3 separate regions of the Mus musculus genome follow, and all the other regions are linked to region 3. A link is a loop called in an ENCODE intact Hi-C map of the cell type or tissue named here. Cell type or tissue: left cerebral cortex. All regions are shown on one strand.

The links. A loop is a pair of places that touch in the nucleus more often than their neighbours do. Peaks named below come from ENCODE experiments on the same cell type or tissue, not always from the same donor. Only the 100,000 strongest peaks of a DNase experiment are listed, where the experiment ranks them.
Region 1: it touches region 3 in a loop (6-fold over the local background); 12 of 42 quality-filtered maps call a loop at or near these places.
Region 2: a loop joins it to region 3, with 5 times the contacts of the local background. A loop is called at or near these places in 12 of 42 quality-filtered maps.

Annotation. Positions count from the first base shown.
Region 1 is chr13:68,261,543-68,269,542 of GRCm38, reverse strand. No RefSeq gene overlaps it. Among named protein-coding and RNA genes, the nearest start is that of Urml, 31 kb to the right of the region's middle. In left cerebral cortex, no CTCF peak of the experiment used is centred here; no DNase peak of the experiment used is centred here.
Region 2 is chr13:68,250,226-68,258,225 of GRCm38, reverse strand. No RefSeq gene overlaps it. Among named protein-coding and RNA genes, the nearest start is that of Urml, 19 kb to the right of the region's middle. In left cerebral cortex, no CTCF peak of the experiment used is centred here; no DNase peak of the experiment used is centred here.
Region 3 is chr13:68,101,303-68,109,302 of GRCm38, reverse strand. No RefSeq gene overlaps it. Among named protein-coding and RNA genes, the nearest start is that of Urml, 130 kb to the left of the region's middle. In left cerebral cortex, no CTCF peak of the experiment used is centred here; a DNase peak (open chromatin) is centred at 3,030.

The DNA of each region.
Region 1 (8,000 bases), 160 kb before region 3:
ACAAACAAAAATAAGCAAACAAAGCAGGCTAGAATGTCCATGAGATCCAAAGGAACTCCAACCAGATTCGCACAAAGACATCTGAATTCCCATGTGCATTTCAACCCTTTCAAAACCGCTCAGGTAAGGAACGACTCACGTTTGAACAAACAGAGAGACAAAGAAAGCACAGTACACACGTGATTGGACATTTCTCTGCCTCAGAAATAAAAGAGGCGCCGGAATTTAGAACAACATACATGAGGGTGGAATACTTTCTCTAAGACAAATGATATAGTCACAGAGTAACCAACGTTACGCCATGCTTTCTCAGTGGAAGAATGCAGAGTTGTAACCCAATATGTTTAAAGCTTCAATTATGTCAGATAAATAAATTGTAGAAATCTACTGGGAACATGATACCGACCCTAACAATTTAATCCTGGACACATCTGAATTTGTTGAAGAGGTAGGTCCTATGCTGTGCTCTTAATACAAAAGTAAACTAAGGAAAACTTTTTTTAAAAGACATAACTATGGGAGATACTTAGATAGTTAATACAGTAAATTTGTTGATATCACATTAAATTACACACAATGAAATGTACAGTTCTTTGTATATCAGTCATTCCTCAAATAAGGTCTATCACCTGTTATCTATCTGTCTATCTATCTATCTATCTATCTATCTATCTATCTATCTATCTATCTATTTATCTATCTATCTATCCATGCATGTGTGCATTAGTTAGACATATGCACAGATTATTTAGCAGTACAAACATCAGTGTGTGCTACTTATACCTTCCATTCCTGTTTATTAAGTTCAGGGATGAAGTGACAAAGATGCCCTTAGGGCCTGAGTGCCAACAACCAGCTCAGTCTGAAGTTGGAGTCCTCTGCTCTATTCACCAAACCATTCTGCTACTGCACAATTACCTGAGCTACATTTCTGTCTGGAAATGGGCCCTTTCATCTCCAACTACCTCCCCTTCTGTGGTTACCACACAGGCAAACAGCTGTCCTGGTTCAAAAAGTACCTTCCTTTGCACAATCCTCCTTAAACTGCTGAGTCTGGTGTGGAGAAAACAGATTAAGTGCAGCTCACATAAAAAGAATGTGCAGCGCACTGGCCTATGGCCTCCAACGGAGAGATCTACACACATATCTGAAGTCTCCGTTTAGACATATGAATGGTGGCTTGTCTTAGAAGTAAAATTAACTCACTCACTTCATTTGGGCATTTATTGTCAAGTGTTTTTATCCATGCAAAATAATTTTTTTTCTTGGAGAAATGTGCCAAGTCCCACTACATTGTTCTTTATCAGGAATTCAGATGCATTTTTGTGTTTTGTGACACAAATTATTTTTTCCATGAGACATTCTAGACAGGCTGCAGTAAGAGTGCACCTGCATCCTGTCCTGTGAGCTGGTGTAGAGACAAAAATCCCAGAGTAGGCCCTTCCCATGTTGTGCAGCAGATTCCCTCAGAAGCCTTTGCCCTCCACTTCCTTTTTAGCCTGCAGGTCACATAAGAATAGATTCTCAGTATACACTCACAGAGTCATTTGTTAGAGCCAATTTATCCTCCCTTTACTATATCAACATAGAAACACTGTTTACATCTGAGACTTGCAGACAGGGCATGTTTTCAGGTTGACAAGAAAGTCACCTGATTTATAGGTGTTGCCTGAATTCCAGACACAAATGACAGGCAGTGTCAAGCTTCCAGGGGTAATTACTAGCATGTTGAGGCTGAGTGGGCTCACACTGAAATAATGCAGGACTCTTTTTTTTTTTCAAAACTGCTCCTCCAGTATTACTATCTTGCCATTAAAGAGTCTTACATCCGGTGAAACGGGCCTCGTCTTTTAGGTCTGGAACCTCCGTTTTCTTTATGCCTTCAGGCAATCTATATTCTTCCTCAAGCTGCAGGGCTAAACTACGGAGGTGGGAGATTCCCAACTTACTCTCGGCCCTTGTTGGGTAAATCTAATCTGGGCCTTTAATTTAGGCAGAAGATGTCTTCCTAGAAGAGGTGTGAGACACTCAGGAATGACCAAGAAAGAATGACTCACTTGGCCTTCCCCCAGATCTACAGTGCGTGCAGTGGTCCAGGGGTATTGTTTCTGACCAGTGGCTCCAATCACTGTGGTTCTTTTATTTTTTAATATTCCCAGTGGATGTTTCAACACAGAATGCTCTGCCCCTGTGTCAATTAAAAAGTCCATGGGATCCCCCCCACCATCAGGGTTACCCTAGGCTCAGAGAAGGGGTCCGAGCCCCATCTCCCCTATTCATCATCTTTCAGAGTCAGGACCTTAGGGTCCCTTCCCTAATTCTTTGGGCACTCCCGTGCCCAATGCCCTTTTTTCTTACAATAGGCACATTGGTCCTTCTCTAAAATCTTCTGGACAGATCTTCTTCCTTCAGGTCTGGGTTCCTTGTTGCCCAGGTACCCTATCTGTCTATTCTCTGGCCTGTTCCTTCCTTCACGTTCCCCTAGTACTGCGGCCAAAATCCTGCTTAAATTCCTCTCCTGTCTTCTTTTCCTCTTATTCTCCCTCTCTTGTGATACACCTTTTCTATCTCCCTGACTAAATCTTGTAAAGCCATGGCATGTAATCTTTAAAAGCCATAGCAACCGCTGCTTGTTGACCCTCAGAATTCGGGTTAAAAGGAGTATAGTATCTATAAGCTTCTCTCAATCTTTCTAGAAAAACAGACAGGGGCTCTGTAGGGCCCTGCATTACTTCTCTTACCTGAGGAAAATTGGTGTGGCGTCTCATAGCTCCCTTTAGACTAGAGCCCAGCCGGTAACCTGGCAACCTCTCCCTACCTTGAGCCATCTTGTAGTTCTAATCTGGCTGGTCCAGAGGGAACACAGCGTTCCAATTATACAGATCAGCTGATTACAAAAGACTAATATTGGAAGGTCTGTAGAGACTGAGGGTCTGTGGGCAGGTCACCTAGAGCTCTCAAAGGAAAAGGAAGAAGTGGTGTCAGGAGCTCTATCTGCTGGGGGACTCTGGGTTTGTTGGCTCTGGGTCCCAGCCATCAGTCCTTGATCCACCAACTGCCACCAGCAATCCCAGAGCCAGGAGCAAGGTCCTGTGGAGGCAGAAAATAGGGCAGAGTGTGAAGCGACTCTGGCCACTCAGGAGGCCCTTCAATTTCAGAATAGATCTTGGGGGGACCTGTGGCTTTAAGAGGACGCTCTGTTTCAGGCGGAGCCTATGGTTTCAGTTCTGTATTTCCTGGTTTTGTTCTTTCATCAGCTCCCTTATACATCTTCATTGTTTGTCTTGATAGTCACTGAGGAGTTTCAGTGGGCATGGCCACATACCTGGCAGACCATCTTGTAGGATGATAGCAGTGCCGTTAAGATCTCTTACTGTGGATGTAAGAAATATCCAATATTCACCTGTGAGATGTTTAGTTGGGCACCTCTTTCTCAACAGTAGGAGCATCTTCTCTTTCTGCAGAGTTTACCTTTTCATGGTTTCCAAAGTGCAGGAAGAATGGAGAGCTGAGATGGCCTACAAGTTAATATATAGATTTTTTTCATTTACCTTGCTTCATTTATAAAATCTCTGTCCCCATTATCCATAAGGACAAAACATCCAAACAGTCATATTTGTGTGGAGGAAGGCAGAGTATGGTGTTAGAAAGCATGATCAGCGACACTTTTTTATTCTTTACAGCACAGTCTGCATCTGCTGTCACCTGAGTTTTTTTTTTTTATTTTATCCATTCAGACTGGTGTGAAGTGGTTTTGAAAGATCCTGACAGAATGTAAAAGGTCCCAAAAGTCCTGAAATTGGCAAAACAGATTTCATTGTTAGCAAAAGTTGCTTCACTGATTTAGAAAAAGAGAGGTGCACAATGCTCTGGCCACTCCTTGAAACCATATGTCCACCAATGTTTTGACCATTCCTTGAACCGAGGTGTGTGCCCACTGCTGCACCTCACTGCCAGGTGTTTGTGATGTTGGTTTCTGGGAAAGAGTTGAAAAATCTCCCCAGCAACCACAGCAAGGCCAATCCTGAGTTGCTATACCTGCAACAGACTCTTTCCTTGTACCACTCCCATACCCATTTCTTGAGAATAGACCTTATTTAGATCTGGAAACCCCTACTCACCCCTTCTCCTTTCCACCCTGAGGGCCTATAAAAACTGGGAATCCTTTCCCCTAGTGGTCGACTCTACTACCCCTGCCTGGGATATGAGTCGTCCCCAGAGCTCTGGCTTTCCCTGAAAAAAGCCTCATGTGTTTTACATCAAGCGTGGTCTCTTGTGAATTATTGGGGTTCCGCTATTGTCCTAAGGCCTGAGCGAGGGGCTCTTCTTGGGGTGTTTCCGTTTGATTTACATTTCCCTGATGAGTAAGGATGTTGAACATTTCTTTAGGTGCTTCTTGGCCATTCAATATTCCTCAGTTGAGAATTCTTTGTTTAGCTCTGTTAATAGGGTTATTTGATTCTCGGGAGTCTTGAGGAGTACACATGGCTCGAGTTGCATATGTAGCAGAGGATGGCCATGTCGGCATCAATGGAAGGAGAGGTCCTTGGTCCTATGAAGGCTGGATAGATGCCCCAGTATAGAGAAATCCAGGGTGGGGAGATTGGAGTGGGTGGGAGGGTGGAGGAACACTCTCATAGAAATAGGGGGAGGGAGGATGGGATGGGGGAAACTAGGAAAGGGGGTAACATTTGAAATGTAAATAAAGAAAATATACAATTAAAAAAAAAAGAAAAATCATGGTCTGGCTCACTGATATGACCTAGTCTTTTTAGCCAGCTTATCCTAGGGACCACACCACTTGCCTCTGCTTTCTGAGGCTGGAATTCCAAGTGTAATTCCAAGAATGATGTCCCACCCTCCTGACCTTGCGTGACTTCTAGGATTGAACTCTGGTCCTCCTGTTTTACCCCCTGAGGTATTTCCCCAGCCTTCCCGCTACATTCACAGGACTCTCATTACTTCCATAATTTGTATCCTGTGTATTCAGAACCTTTTATGTTCTACTTCTCAAAGGATTGAATTCTGATCTTCTGCTGTTTGGAGCCACTGAGAATGTCTTGGTGACATGGGATGAGGGTTGTGATGAGGATAGACTTACTTCCTGTACAGACATTTAACTGAACCCTTCGCTGAAGCCCCACTCTTGCTTCCTGGGCCTTTCTGTGACCTTGTGGCCACTTGCTGCTTTGTCTTCCACTGTGTGAACTGAATGTAATCAGTTATAGGCCTCTAAGCTGATGACACCCTACTCCCAGCTTGTTCTTTCACTTCCAACATATGCGTTTGCCTCCTAGTCAGATCCTCTCTCTCTTGTTTAAAATGAAAAAAAAAATATGATGTGATTACATTAATTCTCCTCTTTCATTTCCTTCCTCCAAACCACCCCATGTCCTTTCCAGCCAGTCATTTCTCTCTTCCCCAACTTTCTCTCTAAATGGTTTCCCCATTTTTGACAAGTATACATATATAGCATATTAGTACAATGCAATGAGAGTATTTAGTGTTGCTTGTATGTGTATGATTTCAGGGCTGCCCACATGTCATTAGATAACAATTGGGAGGGTCATCTCTGGAGAGACTAATTCTCTCTTTCTCTGAATTAAGAAGGAATCAGATTTGTAAGAACTGAAGCCAGTGCCAAATAAGAGAAATCTGACCCAAGACAACAACCCTGGAGGCCATCACTAAGACATCAAAACCATGACTTTGACACAGACACATGCAACAATGAAGAACTGGGTTAAGGTTGCTTTCACAGGAAGAGTGTGCAGTGTCAACTGAGTTCAAGGGTCTCGAGTAGATAAGGGTAATTTTTACAATAATCATCACGTGGTAAAACACTTATGAGTCTGAGTATGTTAAAAGTGAGATATTTAGGGGCGGAAGAGATGGCTGAGCGGTTAAGAGTATTGACTGCTCTTCCAGAGGACCCTGGAATGCCATAACTGACATGGAAGCTCACAACTGTCTGTAACTCTAAGATCTAACAACCTCACACAGACATACATGCAGGCAAAAACATATCAACGAGCATAAAATAAAAATAAATAAGTTAGTATTTTTAAAGCGAGATACCTAATAACTCTTCCCATATGGCACTTTTGGGCATATATCTATTAATTTTTTAAACAGAAAAACAAAGCCATTTATTTTTTAAAATGAAAACTTAGAAAATTTGAGCCATGTTATTTTGGGAAACAAATTGATGAGTTGGAGAAAGGTAATAAACTGTCTGAACTAAGACGAGACATTAGAAGTTTCAAAGTATTGCCTAGAATATAAAAAAGAGCAATGACTTTCTTTGTGGGGTTTAATGGACATGCTGTAGGGATTTATAACACTCTGAGAAAATTAGAGGCATGCAAATCATTTCATTAGATTCAAAATGTTCTCAGGTCTGAGTGTTGATGGTTCTAATCAGGCAAAAGTACACAAGTTATCTGCTCACAGCCCAATTGCCCAAACTTGTATTGGCACCTGAATTACATCAATAAAACCCCAACCCTGGTAAATTGGGAGTTTGCAGTGGTCGTTGCGACTTCCTGCCCGTTATCACAGTGACCCTGTCTTTTAAAAAGAAAAATTGGTTATTTCATTTGTTAATATTTCAAATGTTGTCCCACTTTTCGGTCTCCCCTCCTCAAACCCCTATCCCATCATCCCCTTTGCCTCTAAGAGGTTGCTTCCCAACTTACCCTCTCCTGCCTCACCACCCTAGCATTCCCCTATGCTGGGGCATTGAACCTTCACAGAACAAGGGCCTCCCCTCCCATTGATGCCAGATAAGACCACCCTGCGGTACCTATGCAGCTGGAGCATTGGACCCATCCACGTGTAGTCTTTGGTTGGTGGTTTAGGCCTTGGGAACACCATGGGGTCGAGTTAGTTGATATTTTTCTTCCTATGGGGTTGCAATCCCCTTCAGCTCTTTCAGTCCCTCCCCCAACTCTTTCATTGGGGTCCCTGGGCTCAGCCCAGTGGTTGTCTGTGAGTATCTGTATAGTGCCCACTCATAATTGCCTGGGACCAAGAGGAAAGTTGGATAGCAGACAGGCTGTGACACGAATGGGTGAGGCATCCCATGAATTGTATATTGGCTTTGTAGACAACTTAATTTTGAAACATGAGGAGTGGGGAAGATCTATGGGATTACCTTTGTTTCTGATTTTCTTTCATTCCAAATAGTAAGTAACATCTTTTCCTCTACATGGTATATTTGTGGCTAAAATCTAACAGTGGGTCATTCAGGGAAGTAAATAGAGCCATCCTCCTGTCCTGGGAACTCCAGGAGGATTTGCTTGGTTTGTTGTCCACGAATATCTTGACATGCAACTTGTTTTTAGAAGCTATGCGAATAGAGCAAAGGTATTTTCCTAAAAATTTCCCTTTTGGGTCACTTAGGTGATCCTGGATTTTGTAAGTGGGCATCATTGTATTAGTCAGGCTTCTCTAGAGTCACAGGACTTATAGATTATCTCTCTCTATTGAGGGAATTTGTTATAATTGAAAGATCCTGACAGAATATACAAGGTCACAGAAGCCATGAAATTGGCAAGATAGATTTCACTGTTAGCAGAACTAACTTCACTGATTTAGAAAAATAGAAGTGCACAATGCTCTGGCCACTCCTTGAACCTTTGTGTCTGCCAATATTTTGACCGTTCCTTGAACCCATGGGTGTAGCCACTGATGAAGCCCATTGCCAGGTGTTTGTTATATTGGTTGCCAGGAAAGAGTTGAAAAATCTCCCCAGCAACCACAGCTGGGCCAGTCATGAGTTGCTACACCTGCACCAGACTCATTCCTTGTACCCCTCCCATACCCATTTCCTGAGAATAGACATTTTTTATATCTGGAAATCCCCTTCTTACCCCCTTCACCTTTCTCCCCTGAAGGCCTATAAAAACTGGGACTTCTTTCCCCTCGAGGTCAACTCCTCTACCCCTGCGTGGGATATGAGTCGTCCCCAGAGCTCTGGCTTTCCCCAAATAAAGCCT
Region 2 (8,000 bases), 150 kb before region 3:
CAGGGGTGGCGGTGGTAGATGGTAAGCAAGTCATGTGGGCTGGCAGCCTGCCAGAATGTATGTCACCTAAAAAAGCTGAATTAATTGCTCTGGCCAAGGCCCTTTGGATGGCTGGGGGCAATCCATCAACATTTACACCGATAGCTGGTATGCTTTTGCTACAGCCCATGTCCACAGTGCCATCTATAGACAAAGAAGGTTGCTGACATCAGCAAGCAAGGACATAAAAAATAAAGAGGAGATTCTGAGCCTCCTTGAGGCTATTCATCTGCCTGCCAAAGTGGCCATTATACATTGTCCTGGACATCAAAAAGGACACGATGCTGGGAGGAGGGGGAATAACATGGCTGGTGTTAAAGCTAAACAGGCTGCACTCAGCCCTAAGATACTGCCCTTCAGGACTCGACAGATAAAATCTCTCCAGAAAGTTGCTCTGCCAGAACTGGAACTGTGCAGCTAGAGTTTTGAGTACACCTACCCCTGAAGATATGAAACTAATGGACAATTTAGGGATTACTGCAGAAAATTCACAGAGCCAACGAGCAGCCAGTAGTGGTAAAATAATATTACCACAAAAAGAAGAGAAAAGATTTATTGAAAATATACTTCGGCTGTCCCACCTGGGAGTCAAACGCCTGCAAACCCTGGTCAAAGCATCTGCTTTTTATGTTTTAAGACTCTCTGATGTGGCAGAAGCAATAATTAAGAGCTGTGTACCATATGCCATGCATGACTAATGCAGGACATTCAAGATATCCTCTAGGGATAAGACTAAGAGATCACCCTGGAGCCTATTGGGAAGTAGATTTTACTGAAATAAAGCCAGCTAAGTATGGTAATAAATATCTTTTAGCTTTTATAGATACCTTTTCAGGATGGGTGGAGGCCTACCCAAGAAAAAAGAAACTGCCAATGTTGTGGTTGAGAAAATCCTAGAAGAAAATTTTCCACGGTTTGGACTACCTAAGGTAATAGGGTCTGACAACGGACCTGCCTTTGTGCCCAGGTAAGTCAGGGACTGGCCATCCAACTGGGGATTGATTGGAAATTACATTGTGCTTATAGACCCCAGAGTTCACGACAGGTAGAAAGGATGAATAGAACTCTAAAAGAGACCTTGACTAAATTGACCTTAGAGACCAGCGAAAATTACTGGACAGCCCTCCTTCCCTTTGCCTTGTTCCCCGTTAAGAACACACTGGGGAAATTTAAGCTCACTCCATATGAAATTCTGTATGGGTACCCCCACCCCCCGCTCACTGAAGTAGAGAGAGCTTTAGATCCTTTAAAATTAAACCCTGGTCCTTCATTTTTTACATTCATGAAAGCCCTAGAAGTGGTCAGAAACACCGCCTGAGAGCAGATCAAAGAGCCCTTCGAACCAGGAGACTTGATGATAGCACACCAGTTCCAAGTGGGAGATGTAGTTCTCGTCTGACTACATCGAACTGAGGATCTAAAACCTTGTTAGAAAGGCCCTTACATCGTGCTGCTAACCACCCCCACTGCGGTAAAAGTAGAAGGGAACTCAGCTTAGATTCATGCCACTCAGGTAAATCGAGCTCCTGAAGAATAAATCCCCTTGGCTGACCACCCTCATTTCTACTCTGATAGACACTCTAATAATTTTGCTCTTACTGCTGATGTGTGGCCCGATAGTTCTTAATAAATTGGTGACCTTTATTAGAGAGAAGATTGGTGCCGTCCAGCTTTTAGTACTAAGACAACAATACCAGTCTCTGCAGAACCTTAAAGAAGAGATTGCAGTTTAGTTCTAAGATTAGAACTAGTAACTAGAAGAAGTGGGGAATGACAGATCCTGACAGAATGTAAAAGGTCACAGAAGCCCTGAAATTGGCAAGATAGGTGTCACTGTTAGCAGAACTAACTTCAATGATTTAGAAAAATAGAGGTGAACAATGCTCTGGCCACTCCTTCAAACTGTGTCTGCCAATGTTTTGACCAATCCTTGAACCCATGCTGTGCCCACTGATGAAGCCCATTGTCAGGTGTTTGTGATATTGATGGTGGAGAAAGAGTCAGAAAATCTCCCCAGCAACCACAGCCCGTCCAATCCTGAGTTGCTACACCTGCACCAGACTCTTTCCTTGTACCCCTCCCATACCCATTTCTTGAGACATTGTTTAGATCTGGAAATCCCTTACTCCCCCCCCCTTATACTTTCTCCACTGAGGTACTATAAAAACTGGGACCTCTTTCTTCTCGAGGTGGACTCCTCTACTCCTGCGTGGGATATGAGTTGTTCCCAGAGCTCTGGCTTTCCCCAAATAAAGCCTCATGTGGTTTGCATCATGCTTGGTCTATTGTGAGTTCTTGGATGTCCGCCATTGTCCCGAGGCTTGTTCGAGGGGCTCCTCGAAGTCTTTCAGAATGACTTACAGTTTGTAGTCCAACTCACCATACAATGGGCAGCTGTGAATGGGTCCAAAAATCTAATAGGTGCTCAGTTCCATTCAACTAGTTTTTTCAGCTGGTGTTCTGTATAGGCTGGGATCCTGAAGAGGTAGGTTCCAACAGATGTTCTGGCAAGTAAATGCAAGCAGGCAAAGAAAACTGAGTCTTTTTTTTCTACCAATATTTTTCTGCAAGCCTCCAACATAAGGTGTAACTCAGATAAAAGGTGTATACTACCATGCCTGGGTCTGGAACATGATTTGTCCTAGGATGACCTTGAACTCAGAGTTCTACTTGCCTGAGTATCATGGGATAAAAGGCATGTACTACCTTGCCTGAGCCTAAGATTTTTATGGCCTTTAAGCCTAAAATCTCTTTGTCAAGATCTGGGTCAGAAGCCTGTGTATTACAGCCTCAAAATCTGGATCACAGGTGTGACCTCCATTTCTGGATTGTTGTTCATTCCTGAAGTGGTCACGTTGTCAATCAGGAATAGCTGTCACAATCAGTTTTACAGTCATGCTTTTACAGGACCTGCTCACAGTGCTTCATTTGGAAGAATTTTCTCAAAGGTTTAGTGGCTCAAGCATACCCATCTATCATATCCTAGTAATGGGCCACTGCTATGTGCTCAATGTTTTAACTGTTCTCCTTTCTTACACCATGGTAAGCATGCAGGCATTCTCTCTTGCATATCACAGGCACTTCACGAAGAAGAGGCGTGGTGACAAGCACAATGTGCCTTGTCTCAGACTGGAGGGGTCCTGACTGCATCCCACTGCACCAATGAACAAACCACACACTGTGTTGCTAGACAGCAACTTCCAACATATGACCACACACAGATGCCAAAGATTTTAGAAATTTGGGTAAAAACAAAACAAAACAAAACAAATATTCCCTTTGAGAATCTGTTCTAAGAGCCATTTATTATCTTTGATTGTGCTGCAGTATGCTTCCCTTTTGTTCTTTCAAACCTAAGCTTACAGGCCCTAGATTCTGTAAACTGTGGGATAACGATAAAAACTGTGGGACCCACAGACTTGCATTCCTCAGTTATGAGCAGCATCTTCATGTTTCCAATCATAGGAAATTTAAGGTAGTAGATGCAAACACCTGGTTTTAACTTTTAAAAAATACTTGTTAGATTGTATTTAGTATGCATGTATTTATCTGACTTAGTGTGTGTGTGTGTGTGTGTGTGTGTGTGTGTAAGTGAGTGTGTGTGTGTGTGTGTGTCTGTCTGTCTGTCTTTCGGTTTATCTGTCTGTCATCTGCACACATGAATAAATACCACAACCAGAGAACAACTTGTAGGAGTCAGTTTTCTCTCTGCAATGTGAGTCTTGGGGATCAAAGCAGGTGTCAGGCTTGGCATCAAATGTCTTTACTTGCTAGGTGACTTTGATTACCCTCATTTTAACATCTTCACTAGACAAAGACATCTTTTCCAAGTTAGGAATCACCAGTTGTGATGGTCTGAATAAAAATGGCTCCTATAGGCCAATACATTTGGATGCTTTTAAAAAGGATTGGAAGAAGGCTGGAGAGATGGCTCAGCAGTTAAGAGCACTGACTGTTCTTCCAGACGTCCTAAGTTCAATTCTCAGCAACCACAGGGTGGCTCACAGTCATCTGTAGTGGGATCTGATGCCCTCTTCTGGTGTTTCTGGAGGCAGTCACAGTGTACCCATATATATGAAATAAGTAAGTAATTAAAAAAAAGAGTAAAAGAGTGTCCTTATTGAAGGAGGTTTCAAGAGCTCACAGCAGGCGCAGTCTCTGTTGGTCTCTACCTCAAGATAAGATGTAGGCTCTCTGGGTATTGTTGTAGCAGGAGCCTGTCTGCCTGCTGAGGTGCTCCCCCTACTGTGATTGCCTTGTACTAACCCTCCAAAGGTGTAATCCAGCTGAAAATCAAATGCCTTCTGTAAGAGTCGCATTGGTCTTGGTATCTCTTCACAGAGGTAGGAAAGTATCTAAGTTGCCAATGCGTTCACTTGGCCCCGGCCTGGTCAATAAACTTAGTAGTAAACTCTGGTTGTCTTTGGAGCCCATTGAGTGGCCCCTCTCAGTCCATCCTTGGAAAGCTAGGGAAGGTGTAGCAAAGGCAAATGTCTACATTGCTGAAGGGCCAGGGCTTCGGGCCCTTTGGGAAGAGACCACATGAGCAGCTTTACTCACATTTGGAATATCTATGACTCTGATAATGAAGCTGTGACAATATTTTCCTAAATACGGGAGAGCCATAATATGTCTGCCTGTGTCTCCCAGGAGCACAGACAAGTAGTTTGTAAAGCCAGGCCTCCCCAAGAATTGCGGGGCTTTCTGGGGACCCAGTTTAGGTTCAGTAATAAAGACACAGGCACATCCGTATAGTAGAACTCTGTTGTCCTGTTTTCTGGGCCAGCCACTCAGCTAGATTTCAACTTAACCCTTCGTCTGCTGTTGTTTCTCTCCATGTGGCTCTGAATGCATGGAGTGGCTATTCCTGGTTGTCAAATTGACTATATCTGGAATGAACTACAATCCAGAATTGGATGGCTCACCAGTGACCCTAATCTGGAGGCTTGGGAGATAAAAGTTTCTGACCTGGATCTTGATATGGAGATCTTGACGCCTAGTGGCTATGGATTCCAGAAGATTAAGACAAGGTGATCTCTGAGTTCAAGGTCATCTGGGATTAAAGGTGTGGTGGCACACACCTTTAATCTGGGTTACACCTTTTGCTGGAGACTATATAAGGACATTGGAAGAAGGAAAGCTCACTCTCCTTTGGCTCCTTGCAGTGTGGGACTGAGCAACTGCTAGATCCTTGGACTTCCATTCTACAGCTGCTACTGACTGTTGTTGGGAGTTGGACTGCAGGCTGTAAGTAATAAGTTCCTTTACTATACTGAGACTATCCATAAGTTCTATGACACTAGAGAACCCTGATAGTACACTGCTCTTCCTCCCTGTGCCTTTCATGTCGGTGCTTCCATCCTGCTACATCCCTGCCTGTTAGTCCTTCTACCCAGCTCTAGCCACCAGGTCTTTATTATACAAAAAGCCATGCTCTTCACTCGTCCACTAGGCAGTGGGGGCTTACATGACCTTCCCCAGGGTGGCTTGTCTTTTTTTGGGGGGCAGGTGAGGAAAGGACCTCATTTCATTTGCATATCCTGCTAGCCTGGCACAGTCAACATGGCAATTAACAATTGAGAATACAGGGACATACGGTACTGCATGTGTGGTTATCCCACACTCAAGAATAATAGCTGTGCTCAGCCTGGAAGAAATTGTCCACATTTCTTCGCTCAGGGTTTAATTTTAAATTCTAAGTGAGTTAGCAAGTCATTCCGCAGTTCCACTTACCACATTCTGAGGTGAGACGTTGGGACTATGATGATGAGCCCATGAAGGACAGAGATATTTTTGTGTTCTTGGCCACCTGGCCTTTGTGAGTGAATCAGTGTACTTTGGAAAATGGTGGTAATGTAAATTGAGTGAGAAGCCAAAACTTACAGTTTTTCATTTTCCCAGTGATGAACCTTGGGACCTGAGGTCCTCCGGCCCACACTTTTATGTTCAAAGCAATTTCTCCCAGAATGTTTTACTTAACTCCTGAACCAAGGAGTCTGAAAGCCGGCCTGGGTTGTGCAAAGAGTTTCTTGATTATTTCTTGTGGACAGTTGGTATGCATTAATGCTGTTACTATAGTATCAAAGAAATAGAAGAGAGAGCACAAATAGCAAGATTTGAAGCTGTTGGAAAGTCAGGCCTCCCCAAATATTACAGGGCTTTCAGGGGACCCAATTGAGGTTCAATAATAAAGACACGGACACATCTGTATAGTAAGAGGCTGTTGTCCTGTCACAGAAGACACTAACTTGTACCCCAGGATCTCTCTTTCTTTTTCTATAGCTTTCTGCTTCTTCCAAGCGTGGTTACCCCTCAACACTATTAAATCTGATTCTTGGCTATCTTTGATATACCCAAGAACATTACCATTTTTTTTAAATTCTAATTTTAAACACCTACAAAATTGGAATCCGATGTTTAAGTCATTTGCATAGTTGGGTAATTCCATCCTACCATCTCTAATGTCTTCTTTGCAGTGACCGGAGGCCCATCACAGCAGAAGAGAACGGAGCACTTTAACCTATAAAGACAAAGAATTCTACAGGTAACAAACCTCAGAACCACAGCTAATTAGCATAGACACACCTGACAAGTTTTATTCTTTGTACCTATCTTTGTGACTTCCCAATTATACCATTTCTTTTTAATTACTTTACTTTTCTGATTTTTTTTAAAATATTTTTATTACGTATTTTCCTCAATTACATTTCCAATGCTATTCCAAAAGTCCCCCATACCCTCCCCCCAACTCCCCTACCCACCCATTCCCACTTTTTGGCCCTGGCATTCCCCTGTACTGAGGCATATAAAGTTTGCGTGTCCAGTGGGCCTCTCTTTCCAGTGATGGCCGACTAGGCCATCTTTTGGCACATATGCAGCTAGAGTCAAGAGCTCCGGGGTACTGGTTAGTTCATAATGTTGTTGCACCCACAGGGTTGCAGATCTCTTTAGCTCCTTGGATACTTTCTCTAGCTCCTCCATTGGGGGCCCTGTGATCCATCCAATAGCTGACTGTGAGCATCCACTTATGTGTTTGCAAGGCCCAATTATACCATTTCACTTTAATTACTTTACTTTTTTGAATTTTTTAATAAGTGCATCACCTTTTAAGTTACTTACATTAAATGTCTTTAAATTATTCTTAACTGAGCACTGTTTTGGCCAAACTTTTTAATTGCTCACCTTCTTTGTTTACTTAAAGTTTGCAGTTGCAGTTCCTGCCCAATGGTTTCTTTTGCTCAGTGGACCATTAGTAAAATGCGTGGGAAAAGTTGGACTGAAAATGGGGAGAGAAGGAGTCCCCTCCACAACCTCGTTCTCAAGAGATTCAGAGGGAGCACCCTCAAGGACCAAGTGCTCAAGAGACTCAGAGCGAGGACCCTCAAAAACTTCGTGCTCAAGAGATTCAGAGGGAGCACCCTCAAGGACCAAGTGCTCAAGAGACTCAGAGCGAGCACCCTCAAGAACTTCGTGGTCAAGAGACTCAGAGGGAGCACCTTCCACAACTTCATGCTCAAGAGATTCAGAGGGAGCACCCTCCAGGACGTGGTGCTCAAGAGACTAAGAGGGAGCACCCTTGAGAACCTCATGCTCAAGAGATTCAGAGGGAGCACCCTCCAGGATCTCGTACTCAGGAGATTCAGAGGGAGCACCCTCCAGAACCTCGTGCTCAAGTCACTAATAGGGAGCACTCTCCAGGATCTCGTGCTCAGGATATTCAGAAGGAGCACCCTCCACAGCCTCATACTCAGGAAACTCAGAAGGAGCTCCCTCTGTGACCTCGTGCTCAGGAGACTCAAAGGGAGCACCCTCCAAGACGTCATGATCAGGAGACTCAGATGGAACACTCTCAAAAACCTCATGCTCAGGATACTCAGAGGGAGCACTCTCCAAAACCTCATGTTTAAGAGGAAGACGGTGATTGAACCTTATATCAAGGTAGAACCGTGAGTCTGGTATTG
Region 3 (8,000 bases):
GAGATGGTCTGCCAGGTATGTGGCCATGCCCACTGAAACTCCTCAGTGACTATCAAGAAAAAACAATGAAGATGTATAAGGGAGCTGATGAAACAACAAAACCAGGAAATACAGAGACAGCTCAGGGAGTAAAGGTGAGGATCTGCGGAAGAAAAACTGCCTCAGAGAGAGAAGGAAAAACAAGGCATCATAAAACAAAAATGAAATGTTTAGGCCCAAAAGAAATATTTTTGGAAGACAAACAAACCAGAATTTCAAAAAAAAAAAATCAAAAGGGGAAACTACCATAATTAGACTCAGTGTAGTACTCTTAAAACCACAAGATTCTTAAAATTTGGTTATAGGGCTGATGGGTGTAAATGACTATAAATGATAACTCTGTAATGTCATGGTTAATCAATGATGACTAAACTTATGAATAAAGAGGAATTTAAAACGCATGTCCTGGGACAAAAGTGATATGGTTTATGTTTTAGAACAATATGAATCTATCCCTGTTGTAGTGGCTAGTTTTGTGTGTCAACTTGACACAAGCTGGGAGTATCACAGAAAAAGAGCCTCCCTTGAGGCAATGCCTCCATGAAATCCAACAGTAAGTCATTTTCTCAATTATTGATGGAGGAGGATGGGCAAGGAGACCCTCCTCCTAGCTGCCCTTCTGTTTGCCTTCAGAACTTTCAGCTCCTCGTGCATCAAGCCTGCCTGGATGCTGCAGTGCTTCTGCCATGATGATAATGGATTGAACCTCTGAACCTGTAAGCCAGACTCAATTAAACATTGTCCTTTATATGAGTTGCCTTTGTCATGATGTATGTTCGCAGCAGTAAAACCCTAACTGAGACATCTATTGAGTTCTGTATGAATAAAAAAGTACTCTGACTGCTAGTCAGTCAAGTTGTATGGTTTCTCCCAACCCCCTACTCCCAGGAACCAACCCTCACCCCACCCTGTACCTGACTATATATCTCCATTGTGCACTATGGCTATCATAGGAGCTTTTACCTGGCAGCTTTTGTTAACTCTGATATTGGTGTCAAATCCACGGAGCTATCTCCTAACCCACCATGAAAAGGATTTGCCCCCTATGTTTCCATGTTTTGTTTGTTTTTTCCACCTTCTTGATTTTTTTTCAAGTGGCAGTTCAGTCTTCTCTACACTGTCAGTTTAAGAGTCTGTCCTTTGATAATCTGGTTCTGTCCTTGCCCTTAGCAAGCATCATTAACCCTGTGGGTTCAGGCAGCTGATTAGTTTTGAACATGTGTAAGGGTCTCCTGAAGATCAGTAGGGAATACAGAGAACACAATTGATAATAAATGGAACATGACAAAACACTCCTTCTCAAGGGTGTATGAATGGCCAACAGGGATATTGCCAATATCACTAAACAGCAAGGAAATGCAGGCACAGAATATACTAAGAAAATGTGGGGATATAAAATGGAGCAGTGGCTGTGGAAACTGCGCAGAGATCCACAAACAAAAATAAGCAAACAAAACAGGCTAGAATGTCCATGAGATCCAAAGGAACTCCAACCAGAGTCCCACAAAGACATCTGAATTCCCATGTGCATTTCAGCCCTTTCAACATCAGCTCAGGTAAGGAACGACTCACGTTTGCACAAACGGAGAGACAAAGAAAGCACAGTCCACATGTGATGGGACATTTCTCTGCCTCAGAAATAAAATAGGCATTATAATTTGAAACAACAGACATCAGCATGGAATACTTTCTCTAAGATAAATGATATAATCACAGAGTAAATAAACTTAGGTCATGCTTTCTCAGTGGAGGCATTCAGAGTTGTTACCCAATATGTATAAAGCTTCAATTATGTCAAATAAGTTGTGGAAATGTACTGGGAACATGATACTGACCCTAAAAATTTAATCCTGGACACATCTGAATTTCTTGAAGAGGTAGGTCCTATGCTGTGCTCTTAATACAAAAGTAAACTAAGGAATAATATTTTTTATGTTCTTTTTTTATTGGGTATTTATTTCATATACATTTCCAATGCTATCCCAAAAGTCCCCCACATGCTCCACCACCCAACCACGCCCATTTCTTGGCCCTGTTGTTTCCCTGTACTGAGGCATATAAAGTTTGCAGGACTAATGGTCCTCTCTTTCCACTGATGGCCAACTAGGCTATCTTCTGATTCATATGCAGCTAGAGACACAAGCTCTGGGGTGGGGGTGGGGTACTGGTTAGTTCATATTGTTGTTCTAGGAATATTATTTTTAAAGACATAACTATGGGAGATACTTAGATAGTTTAATACAGTAACTTTGTTGATACACTTTAAATTACACACAATAAAATGTGCAGTTCTTTGTATATCAGTTGTTCCTCAAATAAGATGTATCACCTGTTATCTATCTATCTATCTATCTATCTATCTATCTATCTGTTCATGCATGTGTGCATTAGATAGACATATGCACAGATTATTTATCAGTACAAACACCTGTGTGTGCTAATTATGAATTTCATTTCTGTTTATTAAGTTCAGGGATGAAGAGACAGAGACACACTCAGGGCCTGAGTGCCAACACTCAGCTGTGTCTGAAGTTGGAGTCTTCTGCTCTATGCATCAAGACATTCTGCTACTGCACACTTACCTGAGCTACATTTCCATCTGGAAAAGGGCCCTTTCAGCTCCATCTACCTCCTCTTCTGTGGTTACCACACAGGCAAACAGCTGTCCTGGTTCAAAAGGTACCTTCCTTTGCACAGTCCTCCTTAAACTGCTGAGTCTGGTGTGGAGAAAACAGATTAAGTGCGGCTCACATAAAAAGAATGTGCAGCACACTAGCCTATGGCCTCCAGCAGAAGAGATCTGCACACAGATCTGAAGTCTCCGTTTAGACATATGAATGGTGGCTTGTCTTAGAAGTAAAATTAACTCACTCATTTCATTTGGGCATTCATTGCCTAGTGTTTTTATCCATGCAAAATAAATACAGGAACACAGATGGAAGCAGTTTCCTAGTGGAAGGATAAGAGGATGGCAGGGGTGGCGGTGGTAGATGGTAAGCAAGTCGTGTGGTCTGGCAGCCTGCCTGAATGTATGTCAGCTGAAAAAAGCTGAATTAATTTCTCTGACCCAGGCAGTTTGGATGGCTGAGGGCAGTCCAACAACATTTACACCGATAGCTGGTATGCTTTTGCTACAGCCCATGTCCACAGTGCCATCTATAGACAAAGAAGGTTGCTGACATCAGCAAGCAAGGACATAAAAAATAAAGAGGAGATTCTGAGCCTCCTTGAGGCTATTCATCTGCCTGCCAAAGTGGCCATTATACATTGTCCTGGACATCAAAAAGGGCACGATGCTGTGACAAGGGGGAATAATATGGTTGGTGTTAAAGCTAAACAGGCTGCACTCAGCCCTAAGATACTGCCCTTCAGGACTCGACAGATAGAATCTCTCCAGAAAGTTGCTCTGCTGGAACTGTGCAGCCAGAGTTTTGAGTATACCTACCCCTGAAGATATGAAACTAATGTACAATTTATTGTTTACTGCAGAAAATTCACAGGGCCAATCAACAGCCAGTAATGGTAAAATGATATTACCACAGAAAGAAAAGATTTATTGAAAATATACTTCGGCTATCCCACCTGGGAGTCAAATGCCTGCAAACCCTGGTCAAAGCATCTGCTTTTTATGTTTTAAGACTCTCTGATGTTGCAGAAGCAGTAGTTAAGAGCTGTGTAACGTGTGCCATGACTAATGCAGGACATTCAAGATATCCTCCAGGAAGAAGACTACAAGGAGATCACCCTGGAGCCTATTGGGAAGTAGATTTTACTGAAGTAAAGCCAACTAAGTATGGTAATAAATATCTCTTAGTTTTTATAGATACCTTTTCAGGATGGGTGGAGGCCTACCCAAGAAAAGAGAAACTGCCAATGTTGTAGTTAAGAAAATCCTAGGAGAAGAAAAAAAAAAAAGAAAAGAAAATCCTAGAAGAAAATTTTCCACGGTTTGGAATACCTAAGGTAATAGGGTCTGACAACGGACCTGCCTTTGTTGCCCAGTTAGTCAGGGACTGGCCATCCAACTGGGGATTGATTGGAAATTACATTGTATTATAGACACCAGAGTTCACGACAGGTAGAAAGGATGAATAGAACTCTAAAAGAGACCTTGAGTAAATTGACCTTAGAGACCAGCGAAAATTACTGGACAGCCCTCCTTCCCTTTGCCTTGTTCCCCGTTAAGAACACACTGGGGAAATTTAAGCTCACTCCATATGAAATTCTATATGGGGGGCCTCCCCCACTCACTGAAGTAGAGAGAGCATTAGATCCTTTAAATTTTAACCCTGGTCCTTCATTGTTTACACGCATGAAAGCCCTAGAAGTGGTCAGAAACATAGCCTGAGAGCAGCTCAAAGAGCCCTACGAACCAGGAGACTTGATGATACCACACCAGTTCCAGGTGGGAGATTCAGTTCTTGTCTGAGGACATCAAACTGAGAATCTAAAACCTTTTTAGAAAGGCCCTTGCATCGTGCTGCTGACCATCCCCACTGCTATCAAAGTAGAATGCATCTCAGCTTAGATTCATGCCTCTCAGGTAAATCGAGCTCCTGAAGAATAAATCCCCTTGGCTGACCACCTTCATTTCTACTCTGATAGACACTTGAATAATTTTGCTTTTACGGCTGATGTGTGGCCCAATAGTTCTTAATAAATTGGTGACCTTTATTAGAGAGAAGATTGGTGCTGTCCAGCTGTTAGTACTAAAACAACAATACCAGTCTCTGCAGAACCTTAAAGAAAAGATTGCAGTTTAGTTCTAAATTAGAACTAGTAACTAGAAGAAGTGGGGAATGACAGATCCTGACAGAATGGAAATGGTCACAGAAGCCTTGAAATTGGCAAGATATTTGGCACTGTTAGCAGAACTAACTTCACTGATTTAGAAAAATAGAGGTGCACAATGCTCTGGCCACTCCTTGAACCCTTGTGTTTGCCAATGTTTTGATCAATCCTTGAACCCATGTGTGTGCCCACTGATGAAGCCCATTGTCAGGTGTTTGTGATATTCATGGCTAAGAAAGAGTCAGAAAATCTCCCCAGCAACCACAGCCCGGCCTATCCTGAGTTGCTGCACCTGCACCAGACTCTTCCCTTGTACCCCTCCAATACCCATTTCTTGAGAATAGACATTGTTTAGATCTGGAAATCCCCTAATCCCCCCTTCTCCTTTCTCCCCTGAGGGCCTATAAAAACTGGGACCTCTTTCTCCTCTTCCCCTGCTTAGGATATGAGTTATCCCCAGAGCTCTGGTTTTCCCCGAATAAAAACTCACGTGGTTTGCATCAAGCTTGGTCTATTGTGAGTTCTTGGGTGTCTGCTATTGTCCTGAGGCCTGAGAGAGGGGCTCCTCAGATTCTTTCAGAATGACTTACAGTTTGTATTCCAACTCACCCAACAATGGGCAGCTGTGAAAGGGTCCAAAAATCTAATAGTTGCTCAATTCCATGCAACTAGTTGTTTCAGCTGGTGTTCTGTATAAGCTGGTGAAAGACCCCCGAAGGGAGACCCTCACTCAAGCCTCGGGACAGCCGCGGACCCAAGAAGACACTGAGACCGAACTCAAAATGTTGAAGGCAAGAGTTAATAAAGCAGCAGCATGAAAGCAGCACATAGACCAGAGCTCTGGGGTTGAAACTCATACACCTAGTGGTGTAGAGGAGAATCGACGACCAGCCAAATTTTTCACAGGCTTATATAGGAAAACTCAAGGGGGGAGAGCGGGGTAGGGAAAGTACAAGTTTACATAACTAAGGGGTTCTGCCAAGGGACAAGGGGTTCTGCCAAGGGATTCTACGTAACTAAGGGGTCATGTCCTATTATTTGGCAATGTACCCAGTTCATTCTGAGGTTGTTCCAGGAGGCCCTTATCTCAAAAATGTTCTTGGAACAGTCTTTAGTTGGGAGGGTTCGAACTCTAGGGTGAGGAGTTCAGGAATGCATTCTGGGGTGAAGAGTTCAGGAGTGTTCTGGGAACACTCTCTAGATGGGAGGGGTCGGGCTCTGGGGTGAGGAAGAGTTCAGTAATTTTTTATTCTTCATTCCCCACTCCTTTTAGGAAATAGCTCTAATCTTAGAGCTAGTTTTCAACCTCCTGAAGGACCCGATATTGTTGCCTTAGTACCATAACCTGTACTGCATTTATCCTTTCTCTAATAAAAGCTACTAACTTATTAAGGATGTAGGGGCCAAAAGTAAGCAAAAGCATAAGAGTAATCAAAGGTCCTGCTATGGTGGAGAGGAGAGTGGTGAGCCAAGGGGACTTATTAAACCAGCTTTCGAATCATCCTTGTTGGCTTTCTCTTTCTCTTTTACGTATATCTAGGCGTTCTCTAAGTTTGGCCATAGAATCTTTGATTACCCCTGAATGGTCAACATAAAAACAACATTCTTCTTTTAGGGCAGCACAGAGTCCTCCTTCTTTAAGGAATAATAAGTCTAATCCCCTTCTATTCTGTAGCACCACTTCGGACAGGGAAGTTAAAGATTCTTCTAATTTGGTTATAGACTGTTCTATAGTTCTAAGATCAACATCCATAGCTGCACGTAGTTCTTCATAGTATTGGGGGGTCTTAATTAAGGCAGCGGTTCCTGTACCTACTCCAGCCGCTACTCCTAATCCTAACAGAACTGCCAAAGTTAGGGTAACGGGCTCTCTTCTCCAGCGGACCCAATGCTCAAATTTGTCTAAAAAGGAGCTATCATCATGATACAGGAGTCTAGGAATAAGCTGAACCAAAATGCAGAAATCTTTGGAACTATTAAAAACAGACATAGACACACAAGGAGTGAGACCGGTATTGCAAGCCCATACTGTGTCTAAGGGGGGCACTAGATACTGACCACTTTTGCTAGACTGGATGTTCCGGGTCTGATTACAGAGGTGCCCTTTATCCTGAGGTACCCGGCCCAAACAAAGCCCTCTTCCTGAAACTGCTGATAGAGTCAACTTTCTGTTTTCTCCCCAAAGACATTGAGAATGATCTGAAGTGATATTATAAGTTCTGATCTGAGCTATTCCTTCATAATAAGGGGGGCTAGAGGTATAGCATAACCAGCATGATTGAGTCATATTAGGGTTAGTTCTATTTAAAGCTAAAAAAGCTCCCTGGACTAGACTGACCAGACGGTTCTCTGTACCTAGTGGTGGTGGGGAAGCCAAGGTAGGCTTTATGAGGGGAGTATTAGTCCCTAGAGAGGGTACCACTGAGTTGGGCTGTGGAGTTGGTGGAGCTGGTACGGCTGGGACCTTTGGGGGAGCCGGTACGACTGGGGGGCCCTGTTCTATAAGGACCTTGTTGGGCCCAACGAGTGTCACTGCCGGGTCTCTCACTGTCAGCCTGATCATGAAAATGAACCCAGGATCTCTTAGTGGAATGTATACTCGCCAACCCCACCTATTTCCTTTAAGCCAACTTAGACGGTGTTGTTTCCCTTTCTCAGTGAACTTTATAAGTAGGGGGTTGCAGTATTTACCTTTGCATGGTCCTGGGGGGCTGTTTTTAAAAGCGCACCCATTCTCTGGATATTTATAGGGGTTTCTTTCTCCTTGGTTTGACTTATCATAGCCACTTCTTCGTTTTACCGTGATTAGGTCCCAGCCAGAGGAGGGCTTCCAGTAAGCTTCCCCTGTCATTTCACATGTCCATTTATCACAAAAGTAATCTGATGCCCCTCCACATTCTCGTTGAAGCCTTTTGCTCTGACCCTGACCAGGGCAAACATAAAATTGTGCAGCTCTAAGATTAGCTCGGTAAAACTGCCCCGAACACCCATATGTGTTCCCTATCCCGTTTGGGACACACCGCTCTTCAGGGGGTGGGTTACTAAGATCGGTATGATCGGGGAGGTCCCATTTGGGGGATCCTGCCACTAACTTACAGATGTCAGGTGTGAGATCAGGCCACCAAGTCCAGAGGGGATGGACTGCAGTGGTTGCCCACACAATGTTTCCC